Regions from separate parts of the Homo sapiens genome. Here region 1 is linked to region 2. Evidence: read pairs that join two places in POLR2A ChIA-PET (ENCODE). Cell type or tissue: K562. All regions are shown on one strand. Each heading gives the region's core, and the rest is flanking DNA. Links, peaks and the distances in the headings are about the cores only. Region 1 overlaps MICAL1 (microtubule associated monooxygenase, calponin and LIM domain containing 1). Region 2 overlaps CEP57L1 (centrosomal protein 57 like 1).

Region 1 (4,000 bases), core at 1-4,000, 260 kb after region 2:
CTCCTGAATTGTCTCAGAGGTACACAGACTAGAGCATCATGTTGCTTGGTCAGTATCTGAGATCATGAGGCTTGCATGACACATCCCTGGGATGTGTCTGCTTCTCCCCACATTTCACCTACCTTCCCGGTTCATGTAGCCTCGTAGCTCCTGGTCCAGCTGCCACTGTTTCTCCTCCAGATTCAATTCCTGCACCCTGTGGAGGTCAGGGATTGTAGAAGCAGAGCTGTCTAAGGTGCCCAAGGGGCTGGAGCCTGGCCCATGGGCCACTGTCACCATCCCCTTCCCCTTACGTGATCATGAGCTCGGCCTCCTCAGCCACCAGGCTGTTTTTCTTGTCAACGAGCTGTAGCAGCTGTCCTACCCATAGTTTCTTTTGCTGTTCTGGGGAACCTGAGAAGAAGGAAGATGGGTAGGGTGATCAGGAGGCTTCCAGCCAGCACCACAGGAGTTACAGGCTTAGGGGAGACAGGAGAGCCGGGTGTCACAGGTATGTGTTAGCTGTGTGGCATAGCCACTGGGACTCCTACGGGCTGGAGCGTGGAGCTGAACACAGTGCTAGAAGGCAGAGGGGTGTCCTAGCTTGTCACTCACTGCTCTGGCGCCTCAAGGCCAGCTCCAGCTTCACGCCCTCGGCCTCTAGCTCCCTCAAGGCAGCCTCAATCTCATTTAGTCGCCGTTGGATGGTCTGAGGGGTACAAGACAGAATATCCAGGAGTCTCTAGGTTGCTCAAGAACAGAGCACTGGAGGAACTCTGATCTCAGTCTCAGAACTTTGACCCCATCAGAATTTTGGGAACCCCCGGGCTTCACCTGGGCCTTGCAGAACCTCTTCATCTCCTCCTCCTTCGCACGGCGCAGCAGAGTCCGACGCCATGTTGGGTAGTTATTCATGGTGCCTGAGGTCTTGGCAAAGGTCTGCAGGGCCTATAGGAGGGTCAGGCCAGTCAGGGATAGGGCCTGGGCCCCCTGGTGGATAGGAGTGTTGTTTGGAAAGGCAGAAAATAACCCGTGCTGAAGTGGGGTAAGCTCTGGTAGAAAAGGTAGAGGCCAGAGATATGACAGGCCAAGTGAGAAGACATTCCAAGAGAAGGGTGCAGTGGACCAGTGCAGGTTTCTCCTGTAGTGGGCTGGAGAGCGTTTTGTGGCTGCACGCTGGCCCACTCACCTGTTCCACATCTGAGTCCAAAGGCACATCTTCTTCTTCCTCTTCACTGGAGAAGGGACTCTCTTTTTCCTCCTTCTCCATGGCCACAAGAGCTGAGAAGAAGAACTGAGACGTTCTACTGCCTCCAGCGCCTGCCCCAGTCAGGCAACAAAGAGCATGGTGGTGACGGAGGCCCTGCAAGTCTGGTAAAGACTGAATGTATGTGTTGGGGCATGGGAGGAACTGAGAAGAATGGAGCAGAGGAGAGGCTGCCACGGCCTGGGATCCCCACAACTTCCCTCTGTATTCCCCAGAATTCCTCTGCAGGAAGCCAGTGCTCCCACCCTGTCCCACCCTGGGTCAGCACATCTGTGAGGATGGGTTACCTTGAGGGCTCTGGACTGGCAGGCCCCAGCCCACAAAGCTGCTCTCCAGGGCGTGGCGGGCCAAGGCGGAGCAGCTGCGGGGAGGCTTGGGTGGAGGCTCCATTTCCGGGTCAGGGGTAAGGTTAAGGGAGGACAACCGCTGGCGCTCCGGGCTGGAGAGGCGGATCTGCCGACGGGTGGGCTGGCTGGGATCTGGAACAGGACCGGCCCCCTCCTGCGAGGCTGTGGGAGTTGAGAGGCCTGGTGGCATGCTATTCTCACTTGGTGTGGGGAGCTCCTGGAAAAGCCACCATGTGGAGTGAGGTCGGGGGGTGAGGCCACCCCTTCGGAGCAAAGGTGAGCCTTGGCATTCATTCACTTAAAACCATTTACAAACAGTGTCTGGCTGTGTTTTAGATACTTGAGAGAACAAGAAGTGTAAGCAGACAGGCATCCCTGCCTTCACAGAGCTTACATGCTAGTAGAAGACGACATTCAGTTACCCCCAGCAAAGCGCTGGTTTGACGAGACCCTCTTCCTCTTCCCATGCCCCAATATACATACACGCCTTCAGTCTTTACCGGACTCTCAGGGCCTCTATCGCTGCCTTCCGCTTTGTGGTCTGTCTGGGGCAGGTGCTGGAGGCAGTAGAAATGTCCTGGAAAGGGTAGAGAGGGGAGGAGGCATTTGGTGTGGGCAGCCCAGTGCCCAGACACGCAACAGTTTATGAAGGAAGGTGGGGAAAACAAGACAGATTTGCAGGTGAATTTCTGCCAGCCTCCTGTTCCTCAGAACCACACATCTGGAGCTTTGCAGGGGACAGAGAAGACCCTGAGCTCAGGAGAACGAAGTGCCATCTTGAGCCTGTTTCCATCCTGTGCCTCTCTACCTCAAGCTCTGTGTCCCCCAAGCAGGGCCAGGCCCAGAGTCTCTCTGGAGGTCTCCCAGGCCCACTCACCATCTCCTGGGTGCTGCTCGTAGCCACCTGGCCACAGTGTGGCCTCACAGGTATGGCAGCGGAAGCAGCTCCGGTGGAAGAAATGGCCGTTGACACAGAGGCGTTCCAGGACATAGAGGTGTTCCCCACAAAGTGCACACAGGTCCCCAGCACCGGCCTGCGTGGACCCCCAGGACACAGGGTCAGGTGGAGCCAAGGCCAGCTCCAAAGTTCTTTCCCTCCCATGAAACGCCCCTGCCCTGCCCTCCCCGGGCCTCTGCCTGCACACAAAGCCTGGCTCTCACCTCCTGGTGTTGGGATGGGGGTGTCAGGGGTACACCAGGCTCTGGGTCAGGTGGCACCTCAGTACTTGGGGTCTCGGCCTCCATCTAAGGAGGTAAGTGCTCAGGCAGGGAGGGTAGAGGGGCAGGGCCAGCTGGGAGGGGATGCGTACAGATGAACACAAGGGGCTGAAGGGAAGGGGAGTGAGACTAGGCAGGGAGGCTGGATGGGGGGGTTACAGGACCTGGGGTGGGGAACAAGACATGGGATGAGAAATAGGGAAGACAGTACCAGGAAAGGGGATAAAATGTGGGGTAGGAGACCGACCCGCCCCTGCCTGCATTCACCTCCAAGCGCAGCTTCTTGCCACCAGCATCCTCTGCATTTTCCTGCAATAAGTCCTAACAGCTCTAAGTGTGATGTTTTGAGGTCCCAGTCCTCCCCACTTTCTGAATGTCCTCACCATCACCCCAGGATCTCCACTGGGTACCCCCCTGCCCACTCCTCCCTGCTCAGCTCCAGCCCTGCCTAAACTCTCCACCTTGGCCCGGGATCGCTGCAGGGTCCTCTGAAGTTTACTAAGGAATAATACAGCACTGGAGGTCCCTGGGGAGGCCTGGCTGACAGGGCCTGCGGGGAGAGCCAGGGCATCAGTGTGGATGGGGGGTGCCAATACTGTACTCTCAGAACAGACAGTCACTCTCCAACCCAGAAGGACACCTCTCCCAGGCTGGCCCTCAGAGGGCGCCTTCTTCCTCTTTCTGACACACACACACACACACACCGCCTTCTCCCTCTGTCACACACACACACACACACACACACACCTCCCCATCCCAGTTATCCTGCCCGCCTTTCCTTCAGGTCACCTGGGCTGTGGGCCATGCTCTTGAAGGCACTGTGGAAGTGGCTGAGGTAGGCAATGAGGCCCAGTGGGTCACTCCCTGCTACCACGGCCTGTGCAGACACCACCGGTGTGATGCCCAGCTCATTCTCTGCCACCTTTAGTGCCCAAGCAGTTGCTTCCAGAGCTCCCAGCCCCTGCAGCTCTGAGGGTTCCCTGTGGGATGTCAGGGAGAAAAGCCAACTAGAGACAAGAACCTAGCCCCACTGAGGGGAGGAAGGGCAGCAGGAGGGGAGGGACAGCAAGCAGCAGCTGGGGTACAAGAAGGCTTGAAGGTAGGTGTGTAGTCTCTGCTACCCAGTGCCCAACCCAGTGACACTACTCCTGGCTTTGGGGGCCTGTGCCATTCACAAAGCTCTCCACTA
Region 2 (16,625 bases), core at 7,462-11,461:
GCCGAGATCATGCCATTGCACTCCAGCCTGAGCCATAGAGTGAGTCTTGGTCTCAAAAAAAAAAAAAAACCTTGTGTTGGAAACCATCTCCAATGAAGCAGTGTTAGGAGATAGGGCCTAATGGATATAAATTACAGTGTCTAAGATGGATACTTTACTCTTTTCTTTTGAGAAGGGAGAGAGTATGTTATGCACTGAGAACTTTTCAGATTTCTTGCAGAGGTCATAATGTTCCAGACAAGCTGGCAGCAATCATTCCCATCCCATCACAGATCCAGGCTTATTTGTAGAATGGTTACACAAACCAAGCAAAACCTTCTGTAAAGTTTCTACCCTTTGCTCTAAAGTTACATAAAAACAATTTCCAAGTTTGTTCACTGTGTATATTTTGTTCTTTTTCATGGTAGATTTGTCTGTTGGAGTTAGATATCCCTAAATAGTGTGTTCAAATGATGTTTTTTTCTGACTGTTCAATCTCCAGCATATTTCTGAGGGAGAAAGGACATTGACTTTGGAGAAAGAAAGCTGTGTAATTACAAATGGACTATTACAAAGAACTATGCCTTCCTTTTTGAGGAGAAAAAAGATGGTTTTTAAAAATTAATACGCAGGCTGGGCGTGGTAGCTCACGCCTGTAATCCAAGTCCTTTGGGAGGCTGAGGTGGGAGGATGGCTTGAGCTCAGGAGTTTGAGACCAGCTTTGGCAACATAGTGAGACCTCATCTCTACAAAAAAAATTTAAAAATTAGCCAGGCATAGTGATGCATGCCTGTAGTTTCAGCTACTTGGGAGGCTGAGATGGGAGGATTGCTTGAGCCCCAGAGATGGAGGCCGTGTGAACCATGATCATGCCACTGCACTCCAACCTGGGAGACAGAGCAAGACCCTATCTCAAAAAATAATAGCAATACACAGAACTACCAGCCTTAGTTTATAACATTAGCCACAGATGGATCAAATGTAATAAAAGTACAAAAAGCGTGAGTCATTGGTTAATGGTAGCAGCTCCAGATCTCCAAGGGCTTCTCTGCATTCCAGTGGCCACAAAAATATTTTTCTTAATTGATTTGAACTCATAGTGGCACAAAAAAATGAAAAACAAGTTTCGTCAATGGTCAGAAGATGAGAAAGAAAGTAAATCAGTGATGTAGGGAGTAATATGAGCAACTTTCCAACCTACTAATGCAACCTATCAATTTGACCAAACTCATGTCTTAAGACCCAGATGCAAAGAAAAGATGTATCTTAGATGACAGAAGATAACAGAATCCTCAAGACAAAAACAAAGTACAATCAGATGTCCTGTCATTGTTGCCTCACAAAGAACGGATCGACCATTAAAATGTGTATTTTCAACATTGCTGCCACCAAAGGAGAAATAAGTGGCTGTTTACAAATCAGAACCAGTGTCAAACGCAGACTTGGCCAGGAAGCAAAAAACATATGAAGAGCCAGAAAAAGAACTTGAATCAACTAGATGAAGACTTTATTGCCTCAAGACTGGAAAATGTATACCTCGAACAGCCCTTGAGTTGCTCTTCATGGACAATGTGGTGGACTTTACCCTGGTTGATGCATACACAAAATCTTAGAGGAATCTACACAATTGTCAAAGAAATATAGACAAAGGATTTAGGGGGGAAAGTTTACTTTCAAGGAAAGTTTGCAAGCAACTCCCAAGTTTTAAAAGAACTGGCTCATCAAATAAAAAAATACAAAAAAAAAAAAAGGAAAACCCACAAAATTACCAGTATTACCAAGTTTGTAGTTGTCCAATCATGGTAGAAAAGACAGCGATTTTCTCACATGATTGTCATAGCCACAAAGATCATCACAGATTTTCATCTATTATCATTGCAAAAGTTGGCAATAAAATTGCTTTTATTAAAGGAATTAGTAAATTATAAACAAAACTTAAGGATTATTTTATTTTGGGAAAATGAATGACAGTGACCCTGTTTTTGTTTGCTTATTTCTCTCAGGGTGCAAGATATTTTCTGACTACAATGTACATGTTGATAATGCTCTGATAACAGCAGAGCAGTGTGTACATTTTGCTTTCACACATGCTTCTTTTGATCTTTGGTAATTTTTTAAAAAAATGCTTCCATGAACAGATAATGAGGTGGTTTATTATTATTTGAGGTAAAAGAGACAATAATATGGAGCGGTGGGAGCCAAAGTTTAAGAAAGTTTCTTTGGGGCCGGTCGTAGTGGCTTATGCCTGTAATCCCAGCACTTTGGGAGGCTGAGGCTGGCGGAACATGAGGTCAGGAGTTTAAGACCAGCCTGACCAACATGGTGAAACCCCGTCTCTACTAAAAATACAAAAATTAGCTGGACGTGGTGGTGTGCGCCTGTAATCCTAGCTACTCAAGAGGCTGAGGCAGAAGAATCGCTTGAACCCAGGAGGCAGAGGTTGCAGTGAGCCAAGATTACACCAAAGTGCTGGGATTACAGGCATGAGCCACTGTGCCTGGCTACTTTGGGTAAGATTTAGTAAAGGCCACATCATGAAAACAGTTAAGTTACAGTCATATGTTGAAAGACATTGGAAGGTTATAGAAGCAACAAAGACTAGAAGAACCAAAATTCCAGAAATGAAAGAGCCTTCCTAGGTGAGTTGACAGTCCCTGGCTATTTGCTTCCTTAGCCAATCTACCAATTCTAGTCACAGTGACAGTTTTGGCATAAGAACCCAAATGCGACAAACAGAAGCCAGGGAGACTTTTGAAGGCCATGGCTGCAGGAATGGCAGAGTTGAATCTAATGTCTGAAATATACCCATTGGATATTTGCTGAATGCCAAGGTGTGAAGGAGTCTGGGGGGCTGGTCTAGAAAGGCAAAGTAAAATCTGCAGTCTTGCCATGCTTAAAAGATAAACCCTGCTAGAAGGAGGAACTGCGTCAAATATACGACAGTTCTCTCCCTCAAATTTTTGCCAGATTTTGAACTTTCATGGGGTGGGAAACTAAGTTCGAACCTTTGAAGGACAGAATTTCAGAGATGAGGAAAAAGAGAAATGTCAATCTATCAATCAAAAGGCTCAGAAGGCACACCTAAGAAGGAAGTTGGAAAGGCAGGTAAAATCTGAGATTAGCTTAGGAGACAACACCCCACAGGAGAGAGGAAGCCAGCACAAAACACTTGGCCAGTTTTCCTCTCTAGACGTTTGCCAGATTTTGAAGCTGCAGGAGGTTAAAGAGCTAAACTAAAACCTCTAAAAGGGTAGAAATCTTCGGTTAAAAAAAAAAAAACACTAGCCAAAGAATAAAAACCTTACAATGGGCCGGGTGTGGTGGCTCATGCCTGTAATCCCAGAACTTTGGGAGGCTGAGGCAGGTGGATCACCTGAGGTCAGGAGTTTGAGACCAGCCTGACCAACATGGAAAAACCCCATCTCTACTAAAAATAAAAAATTAGCCAGGCATGGTGGCGCATGCCTGTAATCCCAGCTATTCGGGAGGCTGAGGCAGGAGAATCACTAGAACCCAGGAGGTGGAGGTTGCAGTGAGCCGAGATCGTGCCACTGCACTCCAGCCTGGGCAACAAGAGCAAAACTCGGTCTCAAAAAATAAAATTAAAAATTAAATATATATATATATATATATATATATATATATATATATAACTAATGTGTTGAGGACAAAATGGGGAAATAGGTAAATTCACTGTAATAAGATTTTAATATACCTAGCTCATATATCCTTTAAAAAATCAGTGATTACATCAATGGATATAAAAGATTTGAACAACATGACTAGCCAATATGATCTAATTGGCGTATATAAAACACTATTCCCAACATCAGAATACACATTTTTTCAAGTATACATGAAACATTTACCAAAATAACCATATGTTGGGTTATAAAGCAAGCTTGACATATTTTTAAAAATTGAAGTCATACGGAATATGTTCTCAGGCCACAGTGGAATCATACTAGAAACCATAACAGAAAGAACCAGTTTTAAATAACTCTTATGTCAAAGAAGAAATCATAATAGAAATTAGAAAATATTTAAAATATAGTGAAAACACAACATTAAAAACTTCTGTGATGTAGCTAGAATAGTGCTTAGAGGGAAATTTATAATATTAAATACATTACACGAGAGGTTAAAAATTATTTATCTAAACATCCATCTCAAGAGCTGGAAAAAGAAAAGCAAATTAAACTCAAGATAGTAAAAGCAATGATCTACTAAGTTAGGTGAGCAGAAATCAGTAAAAGAAAAGGCAGACATGAATAACCTAGAGAAAACTCAGTAATACTGGTTCTTTGAAAAAAATTAGTAAAATTGATAAATCTCTAATAAGACTGATCAAGATAAAAGCAAGTACAAGCTGGGCGCGGTAGCTCATGCTTGTAATCTCAGCACTTTGGGATGCCAAGGCAGGCGGATCACCTGAGGTCAGGAGTTCGAGACCAGCTTGGCCAACATGGTGAAACCCTGTCTCTAATAAAGATACAAAAATTAGCCAGGTGAAGTGGCACCTGCCTGTAATCCCAGCTACTCAGGAGACTGAGGCAGAAGAATCACTTGAACATGGGGGGCGGAGGTTGCAGTGAGCTGAGATTGTGCCACTGCACTCCAGCCTCGGCAACAGAGCAAGACTTCATCTCAAAAAAAAAAAAAAAAAAAAAAAAAAAAAGACAAGTACAGAAATTACCAATATCAGGAATATAAAAGGAGACAGCACTACACATTTTATAAATATTAAAAAGATAAGAAGTTTAAAAGGACAACATCAAGAAAGTGAAAGGATGACCCACAGAATGGAAGAAAATATTTGCAAATTGTACATCTGATAAGGGACATGTATCTAGAATATATAAGAACTCTTACAACTCATCAATAAAATACAAATAATCCAATTAAAAATAGGCAAAGGATCTGAATGGACATTTCTCCAAAGAAGACATACAAATGGCCAATAAGCATGTGAAAAGATGATTGACGTCATTAGCCACTGGGAAATGCAAATTAAAACCACAATAAGATACCACTTCACACCAACTAGTATGGCTTAAATTAAAAAGACAGATAGTAACAAGTGTTAGCAAGGCTGTGGAGAAATTGAAACTCTCATACATGGCTGATTGGAATGTAAAATGGTACAACCACTTTGGAAAAGTCTGGCAGTTTCTCAAAGGTCAAACATATTTACCCTGTAATTCCACTCCTACACATATACTCAAGGGAAATGAAAACAGATGTGCACAAAACCTTGTATATGAATGTTCATAGCAATATTATGTATAATTGCCCCCAAATTGAAACAACCCAGATGTCCATCAGTTGATGAACAAATAAAATGTAGTATAGTTGTTCAATGGAATATTATTCAGCCATTGAAAATGAATGAAGTGCTGATACATGCTACAACAAGGATGAGCCTTGAAAACATGCTAAGTAAAAGAAGCCAGTCACAAAGGACTACATATTGTATGGTTCTGTTGATATGAAATGTTCATATAAATCTGTAGAGACAAATCTGTAGAGAGAAAGTCAATTAGTGGTTGCTTATTGTTAGGAAGAAGAGGTAGCTTAGAGAAAAATGAGGAGTGGCTGGTAATGGCAATAGGGTTTCTTTTTAGGGTAATGAAATGTTCTAAAATCGATTGTGGTAATGATTGCACAACTCTGAATATACTAAATAAAAATCATTGATTGTGCATTTCATGTGAGTTAATCAGATGTTGTGTTAATTATATCTCAACAAAGCTGTTAAAAAGTATGATACTATGAAAAACCTCACATCCCCCCAAAATTCATCTACTTAGATGAAATGTGCTTATATATCCAAATGTTCTTTTAAAAGTCTTAATAAAATGAACACAAAAATAAATAGAAAATTGAATAGCTATATATCTGTTTAAAAAATTGAATCTGTAATTGAAGTCCTCCCATACAGAAAACTTCAGTTTACTATATTTCAGAGGTGATTTATTCCAAGTATTTAAGGAAGGATATAGCAATTATAAACATTCTTCAGAAAATAGAGAACACTTCACAACATGTCTTATGAGGCCAGCATAATGTTGATACCAAAATTTCACAAAAACATTATAAGAAAAATGACAGGCCAATGTCTCTCATGAACATAAATGCAAACATTCTGAAAAACATAGTAGAAAATTGAATACATTTTTCTATAAAAAAGATAACAAATTATGACCAAATGGAGTTTATTCTAAAAACACAATTTTGGATTAACTTTTGAAAATCTGTGAAATTAACCACATTAACAAATAGATGAGGGAGATCACATGATTAATAGATGCAGAAAAAGCATTTGACATAATTCACCCTTTCAAGAAAAAAGTAAAATAAGCCTCTCAGCAAACTAGAAGTAGAAGCAGGTTATTCAACTCAGACTATCAAATATATTTATCTCATGTCCCCTATGTTCTATAGACACAATGAAGGGAAAACACTAATGTGTTTATCTGAACAATGCCTAGGGGATGATGAAGCAGACTTGGAAGGAACCCGGGCCGTTGAGTGCCCATTTAGTAGTGGGGCTGCTCTACAACCCCAGACCATTTACATTAGCACCATTAGGTTAGAGAGATTTAAAAGATCTTTTTTCTTTGATTGATTGATTGATTGATTGATTGGAGACAGAGCCTCACTCTGTCACCCAAACTGGAGTAGAGTGGTGCTCACTGCAACCTCAGCCTCCTGGGTTCAAGCCATTCTGCCTCAGCCTCCTAAGTAGCTGGGATCACAGGTGTATGCCACCATGCCTGGCTAGTTTTTGTATTTTTAGTAGAGGTGGGGTTTCACCATGTTGGCCAGGCTGGTCTCGAACTCCTGGCCTCAAGTGATCCACCCACCTCAGCCTCCCAAAGTGCTGGGATTATAGGCATGAGTTTGTTCTTTTAGCCACTGGTGATGGTGTCTTTTTGTTACAATGGCTTAGCCACACCCCTACTAATGCAGAAGCTGGCATGTAATGTATTTCATTTGAAAGCATAGATGATTTGAAAGCATTTGATGATCAAGATGACTACGTATCAAAAATGTTTACCCAACAAGGTTACAGAGTATCTATCTGTGCAGATCAATAAAGAGAATTGGATTAGCCCACAGTGATATGGGACCAGTATGCTTATCAGTTTAAATTCTGGCATTTGCTAGAATAAAAATAATTGTTTTATTTTGGTACATATCACATTATCAAGTTTTGGGAGCCTTTAAAACACTTGAAGCTGTGCTGATTTATGTATTTTGATGAGCTTAACTATTTACATTTATTATAATTACTGTTACATTTGAACTTAATTCTGCCATACTTCTTTTTGTTCCCCCCCACCACCACTTTTCTTACCTTCTATTGCAGGGGTCCCCAGTCCCCAGGCCATGGACCAGTACTCATCAGTGGCCTGTTAGGAACTGGGCCACACAGCAGGAGGTGAGCACAGGCAAGCAAGCATTACCACCTGAGCTTCCTCTGGTCAGATCAGTAGCAGCATTTGGAGTCTCATAGGAGCATGAACCCTATTGTGAATGGTTCATGTGAGGGATCTAGGTTGCGTGCTCCTTGTGAGAATCTAGCTAATGCTTGATGATCTGAGGTGGAGCAGTTTCATCCTGAAACCATCCCTCTGCCTGGCCACCTGCTGCTTCCCATCCATGGAAAAATTGTCTTCCATGAAACCAATCCCTGTTGCCAAAAAGGTTGGGGACCACCGTTTATTGGATTTAAAAGTCCTATCTCACCCCTTACTCCCACTTCTTTGGGAAGCTCTAGGATACATTTCTTTTTTTTTTTTTAATAGGTACGGATATTTTTATTTTATTTTTATTTTTTCCTATTTTTTATTATACTTTAAGTTCTAGGGTACATGTGCACAACGTGCAGGTTTGTTACATATGTATACATGTGCCATGTTGGTGTGCTGCACCCATTAGCTCATCATTTACATTAGGTATATCTCCTAATGCTATCCCTCCCCACTCCCCTCATCCTATGACAGGCCCTGGTGTGTGAAGTTCCCCACCCTGTGTCCAAGTGTTCTCATTGTTCAATTCCCACCTACGAGTGAGAACATGCAGTGTTTGGTTTTCTGTCCTTGCGATAGTTTGCTCAGAATGACGGTTTCTAGCTTCATCCATGTCCCTACAAATGACATGAACTCATCTAGATGCATTTCTATTCTTTTACTCATCACCTTGAAACTTTTAAAATAGTTACTCAGTATTTCTTTTCTAAACGTGTCTGCTTTATCCCCATCCAAGCCTGCTGTAACCACACATTGAACACCCCCAAACCTTGCTCAAGCTGATCTTACTATTTTTGTCTTAAATTTTAACCACGTTTTAAATGCATAAAAATTATGTATTATACATAATTATGAATTACAAATAATTAAATGTACTTATTTTTAAAAACATGATTGAAGAAATTCTCTTTTCTCGCAATCTCTTTTCTAAGACTAAATGAGTTCCCAGTGCTTGCCTGACACACGGTAGGTTCTCAATAAATGAAGCACACCTCCCATACCCCTCCAAATAAACAGTTGTCTCTTTAAACCTAGACATGAGTGCTCAGCAGGCATGTATTTCTCTGGGTTGGATTCATTTCATGGACAGTTGTCAAAGACTGACCCCTTTATGTTAATTTTCTGAATACTGTGCTTGACTGTGTTGCAAGCTAAACAGTACAGGATTAAATGTTCTCATTTCTGAGCTGTGAAGTGTTGAAACTGATCAAGAAATGAAGGCAGAATGTCCGTCCTTTGGGAGAATAATCAGCCAGTCTATGTTGCTGCCACTCTTGGCTGCCGATTGGAATGCAGCTGTTAAGGCAGCTGTTTAACTGTTTGCCCAACTTGAAAGGACACTGCCAAATGGCAAATATTTTCTATAACAACATTTTACTTTTGCTAAGAACAATAACAGTGCATTTTATTGAGCTCCAATGGCGTGCCAAACACGACAGATTTATTACTAGGCAGGTTCACAACCTGGACTGAACATGGATGCTCATTTCCATTTTTCATATATTTAGAAAAAGAATAAATGGGCTCCCAAAGGAAGCCTCTACACAAAACATCTCTACAGCTTAATTATTTGTTGAAATGACAGCATATTAACTTGAGAAAATGAAATATCTCAAAAGGAAAGATGAGAGTCTAGAAATATCACAGGAAAAAAATAAGGTTTAAGTATTTTAAATCTCTCTAATGTGGCCTAAGAGAGACTTAACTCATACTTGTCCAGGACAGGTGAGGGCAGCAGTAACACAAGGAAATACATCATCTGTTGAATCCCCTGCAACTTATGGGTCCCAGGACTTCTGAGTCATGCAGTTAATCTACATTGTTAATTAGAATGTTGATACTAAGTACTTAACAAACAATTATGTTGAATTTGACAGACTGTGAACCAGGTGAGGTGGGGTGGGAGGTTATCAGCTGTTATTTAATGGTAAAACCGGTATGCTAAATGTAGGCAGTCAAAATTAAGAAAACACATTCAAATGCGGAAGTACAATTTTCTATTAGAAGTCAGCAATAACTGCCATTCACAGAAGTTACTGTGTAATCCCCACAAACATTTATCAAGACTGCAGAGGTGAGGGGTGGTGGGGGGTGCATTCTCACTTATTAAACCCCACAGCCAAAGCTGAAGCAGAGATGTTTTTGAAGGTGAACTGGGCTAATCAAAGGCATGGCCAGTGGAGATTCTAACCTACTTTTTCTCTACTGTTTACTAGATGTTAATTAAATCACAAATGACAACAGTCTAATAGCAAAATGCATGCATTTCTACAAAGTTGACATGATTTCTTGGACAAAGATAGACAAAGTTCAACATGCTGGATAATGGTCACTGAGGGCATCAAGATTTGTGATCCTCTTTTTCAGGGATACAGAAAAACAGCAAATACAAATCATGGATGAAATTTATAAGATCACTTCCACAGAAAGGGTCCAGCTGTTGGAGAAAAAACTGGCTGTGCAACTGACTGAACTGAAGTCTGAGATAGAAGAGCAGGGAGCTCTTCAGGGAACAGCTAATCGAGTTTACAGGTAAATAGTGGCACTGAGAAGGTGTGATCTTCAGGGGCTTTACTCCCCACTCTCACTCCGTAATCTACATCAGCACCCTCTCTTCTTTTTACATAGACAATTGGCATTATCTCCAGTTCAGATAAATAGTATATAATAGCAGTTTCAGGTACCCATTTCTAACCTGATTGCTACCTCTAAGATTTTTCTATATTCTAGATTTGTTAAGACAGATCCAAGCAAAAGTCTTACCAAGGAAAATGTAAGTGTTTTTACATGTTAATTAATGCTATTGTCTTGAAGTTACAGGAGCTATAATACAAATCATACTCAATGAAAGGAGATCTCATTTTACCCAATAATATTTTAATTGAATTTGACTTTGATGTTGGTGAGAAATTTAAAAGCTGAAATAATGGTAGGCACTTAGTAATACATTATGCAAAACAATGTTCTGTGAGTGTTATCAGCACTCTGGATTCTTGCTGTCTCCCAGGATAGAAATCAAGAGAGATCACCAAACAGAGCAGCAGCAAAGGTAAGTGTATTCAGGTTGTGCACAAGGGAGCCAGCACCAAGAAAGGAAAAGGAAAGAGATGCTCTCCAAGGGTAGTGTGTGCGTTAGTTTTATAGCATCCTTTGATAGAGAAGGGTTACATCAGGGCACATATGGCGGGGTGCGGGGGGTGTGGTTTCTAGTGCTCATACAGTGGCTCAACATGCTTCTTCATACATCAAATGTAGCATTAGCATTTTAAATCTCCACCCAAGGCATTATTCTTAGCACAAAAATGAGGAAGGGGTAACTATAGGTTGAGTTTTAGTTCTAACTGCACCTGTGGGGCTTTGTGGAAGTCTCTATCCCCCCAAAGTAGGAACTTGCTGTTAATAACTCCTTGGGTCTTTTGTTACTGATTTGCTGAGAGTTAGGTAAGCTAGGGCTTGAGTAGGGGCTTCTGTTCTCCTCTAGAGCAGATCACAACAGGAAGCCAGCCAGCCTGTTTCATTAGGAGCTCTTCTATAGGTAAGTGCTGCCAACAACAGCAATCAAGTTATTGTAGAGAAACAAGAGACACAGATCAGCCCCTAATGGCAAGTCTCATGGACCCAGGACCTTCATATCCCTGTTTCTGATACTGCCACAACTGATCAAAAGGAGCAATATAAGAACCCTGTTAGGTTGAATCATTGAGAAAACACAATGTGGATGGTGAGAGGTTTGGAGAGGTCAGAAGATGCAGTAAGCAGGTGAATTAGTACTTCATTCCAAAGACAATTCTGAAGAACCAGCATTTCATATGTTTTTTAATTAGTATTTAAAACCATTAGGTGTCTGAAGCAAATCAGATTGTGTGATGAGATGGAAAGATCATGGAACCATGCAAGTCATAATTTCTCTCAATTTTGGTTTCTTTATTTGAAAAATGAGGTTAGTACCTTGCCTACCTACATAAGGTTGTGAGGATAATGAAATAATGCATGTTAAAGTATTTTTAAGACTAGAAAACACAATGCAAAGATGGAGTGTTGATATTATTATGATTTAAATGTCAGAATGTCAGGCAAGTGACTCCCCAGTGTACACTGGGATAAGAAAGGCTTTCTGATGTCTCTTAGAATCGAGTGATGGGAAATCCTGGATAGCCTTATTTGTCTACTCCCCCAAATCACCCAACACTGCACCTAACAAATACTTCTTGAGCACCTTCTGTTTTCCAGGTGCTGTGCTAGGTTCTAGAGTCCAAGGAACATGGAAATATCCACTCCTGATAATCACTTTAACATTCTCATTCCACTAGATTGAAAAATCTATTGAGGCTTGGAGAAGAACTGTGTGTCTTAAACATTTCCGCCCCCCCCCCCCCGTTTTTTTTGCATCCTTTCCCTTGTTTTACTCCACAAACCCAAGACTTTGCAGTGGTTAAGTGTTTCATAAATTCTTGCTGAATGAATAAATGAATGAATGTATGTTGAATGAACAATGCTTGATGAACGTATGAGTAAATCTCTTTTTGCAGGTTGATGTACACACTACTTATGTTCACCAGTCTCTTCAGGGTCATTCACAGGCACTTTGAGGCTAACTGAGAGGAAAGACAAGATCTGAGTGAGAGAGGGCTGGGTAGCTAAGCCCATGACCCTCCCCATCTCCCAGTATGCCAAAGATAAGAAGACAAGAGGGCAGGGGAAAGTTTCTTGTGTTTCTCTAGCTGCCTAGTAATAGCTGATCCCTTTTCTGGTTGGTTACTCATTCCCCACCGCCACAAGGCTGCAGCCAGGATTCAGAATGACAGAAATTATACCTCAGGTTTATTACCGGTTTTATTCTCAAATCCCTTTCAGAGCTCACCTCTTTTTCTTTTTCCATTAAAGCGAAGATATTAGGAGATAAGAGGGGCATTATCTCCAACTTCAGGGGTGGAAATTTGACACAATGTGTCTAAATGGGTTGCTTAGGCTCACTTGACTGATGGATTTCTTGACTGTCAGCCTGGGGTTCTTTTCACAGAACCACTGCCTGCAGTGGGGGAAATTGCTGGCAAGTGTACAAACTAACAGTGTATTTTTATCTTCCCTTAAAACTTATCTGGGAACTCATAGGCCATATGAACAATAATAACCTAAATGTCACTGCTTACACCTCCTGCATAATCTCTAGGTGGTCTCTCACCTGTGTTCCAGACTACCTGCTGTGGCCCCTTACCAATGTCTGCAAAATACTATCTTGAGAAAGTGATGTCTGCATCAGGGTTGCTGTTTCCTGATGTTTTCAAAGCTGCCAAACCTTGGGATATATCTTATCCCAAATGTGGAGCACTCTGCTGTTCCTGACCCAGGGTCCACCCCCTTACCAGGTGACCCCACAGCTTGTGCCTCCTTGTATCAGAGTCCATGGTAAAAACAACAGGTCCCTCATCAGTGGGTGTGAACAGGAATCCACAAGGCTGCTTAAACAGGCACTTCTGCTATAAATGTTTTTCCTACGAATCAATAATTTTCCTGAAGCATTAAGTTTGGTTAAAATGATTCCTGAAGTATTTCATGTTTGATATTTAAGAGTCATTCCCACCCCCCAGCAGATAATTCATCAAGAACACAAAAATAAAAGCATTTTATTTTAAATTACACGATACTGGTTTTATGTGCCAACTAGGGTGAAAATGGGATCTGAGAGGCACAATATTTGTCAGAGATAAGGTTGCTGGAGGGAATTCAGGTGGGGAAATAAAAATCCTCACCATTGTGTCCCTCCCTTTATTCTGCAGTAGGAAATAGTGAAGTGAATCAAGGGTAGAACGAAATACTCTGTTTGTTTGGGGAGGGGAGAGAAAAATTGGCCCAGGGAAAAGTTTAGCAAACATGCTAATCAAAGAAGAATCAAGAAAGATTCTAACCAAAACAAAAGGATGTGGCCTTTGCGTGCCCTCAATAATCCAGTATAATATGATATACTTATTCAGAAATGAGCAGTTGTGAAGAGTTACAGATTAATCATGGTCTATCTATAATCTGGTCGATTACAGCTTCTGTAATTACCACTTATATTGCATAAATCTTTCTGCAGCTCTATTCAAATGCCAAAGGATATTTATTACTTTAGAAGAGAGAGGGAACTAGCACTGAAGAAAACCTTACAGGTGAGTAAGACAGTGGGCTATTTCAATATGACAATAAGTTTGATTTTGCTGACTGGTAACTTTTAGCAGAAACAGTATTTTTGCAGACAAACAGCTGATGCTATTAACAGTATTTATGAGAACAGTCCACTATTCAGCTTACCACTGAATCAGAGCAGACCATTATTTCCTTGGAAATGTCTGATTTTGTGATATTTGAAATTTTACAGTTCTTTAATTTGGGATGTTAAAACTAGTTATTTGGGTTTAGGTGGCCGAGTCGAAGCCCCTTGTTGTTCAGGCAGATGCCGTGCAGAGGGAGCTAGAGAGCTGCCTAAGAAGGGAGTACACCCCTGAAAATTTACCTTTGCTTCTGTTGCAGGTAAGAGTGATACTGCAATTTGAAAAATTCATTTGAAATTAGTAGAAATGTATGGGCAAACTGGCTTTCAGGAATATCCTTTCGCTAGGGTAGGTTTTGTTTTTCTCGACATGTATAGTTTGCAGAACTTGGCTAGTGTAAACGCTGTTCTTTGTTAGAGATCTATTTCACAGTTTTAAATTCAGCTTAAAGGCACGGAACAATTGACTGAATTTCTGCTAAGTACTTTCTGTGTCGATAATGTAGGGCAATACCACATTGACTAGGACAGTTCTAGCCCTTAAAAAGCTATTGGCTGTGGCCAGGCATGGTGGCTCATGCCTGTGATCCCAGCCCTTTGGGAGGCCGAGGCAGGCAGATCACTTGAGGTTAGGAGTTCAAGACCAGCCTGGCCAATATGGTGAAACCCCGTCTCTACTAAAAATAGAAAAATTAGCTGGGCATGGTGGCGCATGCCTGTAGTCCCAGCTACTCAGTAGGCTGAGGCAGAAGAATCGCTTGAACCTGGGAGGCAGAGGTTGCTGAGAGCTCAGATCAAGCGACTGCACTCCAGTCTTGGCCTCCCAAAGTGCTGGGATTACAGGTGTATGCCACTGTGCCAAGCCCTGGAAATTTCTATTAAGAAAATAACTCAAGACATGGGAAAAAGAGTTTTCCATAAAGATTATTATTGCAGCATTATAATAAAAGTAAAACATTAGGATTGCCTGAATATCCACCAATAAGAGAAAGAGTTAAGAAAAACAGTACGGTACATGGTAGAATATTGTTCTGCCATTAAACATTTTTTATTGTTAAATTAAGTTTAGCTTAAAGCTGCCTCATTTTAAGTTCAGAACCCTTGGTAAGGTTTCTCCCTACATAGTGACGTGTAACCTAACTGGACTGTAAATAGACCATAACCTACTCTTGTAACAAGTAACTGAGTCTCAGCCAATCACAGAAGCCATACTTCAGCCACTTGCAGGCAGCCAACTGTTCAAAGTGTGTTCAAATAAGGCAAACACTGAGCTGTAACCAATCTGACTGTTTCTGTACCTCACATCTCTTTTCTGTTACTTCACTTTCCTTCTTCTGTCCATAAATCCTCTTTCACTGTGCAGCAGTGCTGGAGTCTCTCTGAACTTACTCTGGTTGGGGGGCTAGGAGGGCTGCCCAATTCATGAATTGTTCTTTACTTAATTAAACTCTGTTAAATTTAATTTGTCTAAAGTTTTTCTTTTAACATTAGCATAAGGAATTATTATATATGAAATATTAGTTAATAAAAACTAATGTGTGTATGTATGTGTGTCATAATGGTCAAGTATGTATAGAAAAAAAATCACTTGAAGGACTTAGACCAAATGCTAATGAATGTTATGTTTGGATGGCAGGATAATGAAGTTCCCCTTTTTACTTTTATATGTTTGCTAAATTTTCTATAATAAGTATATATTATTTTGATTTTAAAATTCCTTGTTCTCTATTCCTGTGTTACAAGTTATATCTTACCTATGCATACAAATTAGTTCTTTAGCAACTAGTTAGGAATTAACTATTACATTAATCACAAAGAAACAAAAGATATTGAGATACTATTTGCAAGTCAAATTGTCATCATTGTCTTCATTCAGGATTATCTTTCCCTATCATTTCTGGCATTTTTCATTCTTTTGTGTATATCAGTGTTTCTCAAGGGACAGAGAAGAGGGGTAGAGATAGAAGATATTTTGTGCCCCAAGGGACATTTGGAAATGTCTGGGGATATTTCTTGTTGTCATAATTTGGGTGAGGGGTATGATTGGTTGCTACTAGCATTAAGTGAGTAGAGGCCAAGGATGCTGCTAAACATTCTACAATGCACAAGGCAGCCTCTCACAATGAAGAATTATGTAGTCCCCAATGTCAATAGCTGCTGAGGTTGAGAAACTCTAGTATTATCTAAACTTCCATAGGACATAATTTGCCTTCTCTCTGAAGAATTTTCTTTAGCATTTCTAGTAGTTCAGGTCTGCAAGGGACAAATTCTCAGTCTTTGTTATTTTGAAAGAAGTATTTCCCCTTCATTTTGGAAAGATATTTTTGTTCAGCATAGAATTCTGGTTTGGTGATTTTTTATTGCTTTAAAATACTGCTCCATTGTCTTTTCTCTTTTGTCTTACATAGTTTCTCTTTCTTTCTTTCTTTTTCTTAGGTGACAGCTTTATTTTCATTAAGTATACACATTTTTGCAATTAAGATTAATTATACAAAAAATATAAAACATGCCATTTTAAAATAGAACTGTGGAATAGTTTGAATTTTTATCACTACTATATGTAAGTACACATGTTTATTCATAAGCTAAAAGGAAACTCAAATATATATCATAACAGGAAAGAGCACTTCACTAATTTAAGTGATTTTTTTTTTCTGTCAGCCTCTCACCATTTGCTTACTTGAACTAATGTGATATGGTTTGGCTGTGTCCCCACCCAAATCTCAACTTGAATTGTAGCTCCCATAATTCCCATGTGTCATGAGAGGGACTCGGTGGGAGGTAATGGAATCATGGCGGTGGGTCTTTCCCATGCTGTTCTCATGATAATAAGTCTCACAGATCTGATGGTTTTATAAAGG

What was found. Peaks named below come from ENCODE experiments on the same cell type or tissue, not always from the same donor. Only the 100,000 strongest peaks of a DNase experiment are listed, where the experiment ranks them.
Region 1: POLR2A ChIA-PET joins it to region 2 with 5 read pairs; 3 of 35 experiments call an interaction of 5 or more read pairs at or near these places.

Annotation. Positions count from the first base shown.
Region 1 is chr6:109,444,603-109,448,602 of GRCh38, forward strand. MICAL1 (microtubule associated monooxygenase, calponin and LIM domain containing 1) reads right to left here. Exons shown (of 25, transcript NM_022765.4): 13 at 3,601-3,791; 14 at 3,273-3,361; 15 at 3,079-3,120; 16 at 2,755-2,838; 17 at 2,471-2,627; 18 at 2,094-2,170; 19 at 1,534-1,810; 20 at 1,169-1,260; 21 at 814-927; 22 at 595-688; 23 at 294-393; 24 at 123-196. Among named protein-coding and RNA genes, the nearest start is that of SMPD2, 5.9 kb to the left of the region's middle. RefSeq lists a silencer at 3,404-3,453. In K562, for the core only: a CTCF peak has its summit at 972 (motif pointing left); DNase peaks (open chromatin) are centred at 975, 1,659 and 3,469.
Region 2 is chr6:109,174,046-109,190,670 of GRCh38, forward strand. It overlaps CEP57L1 (centrosomal protein 57 like 1), which reads left to right. Exons shown (of 11, transcript NM_001271852.3): 11 at 1-373. It also overlaps the pseudogene CCDC162P. Among named protein-coding and RNA genes, the nearest start is that of CEP57L1, 87 kb to the left of the region's middle. In K562, for the core only: a CTCF peak has its summit at 9,238; a DNase peak (open chromatin) is centred at 9,266.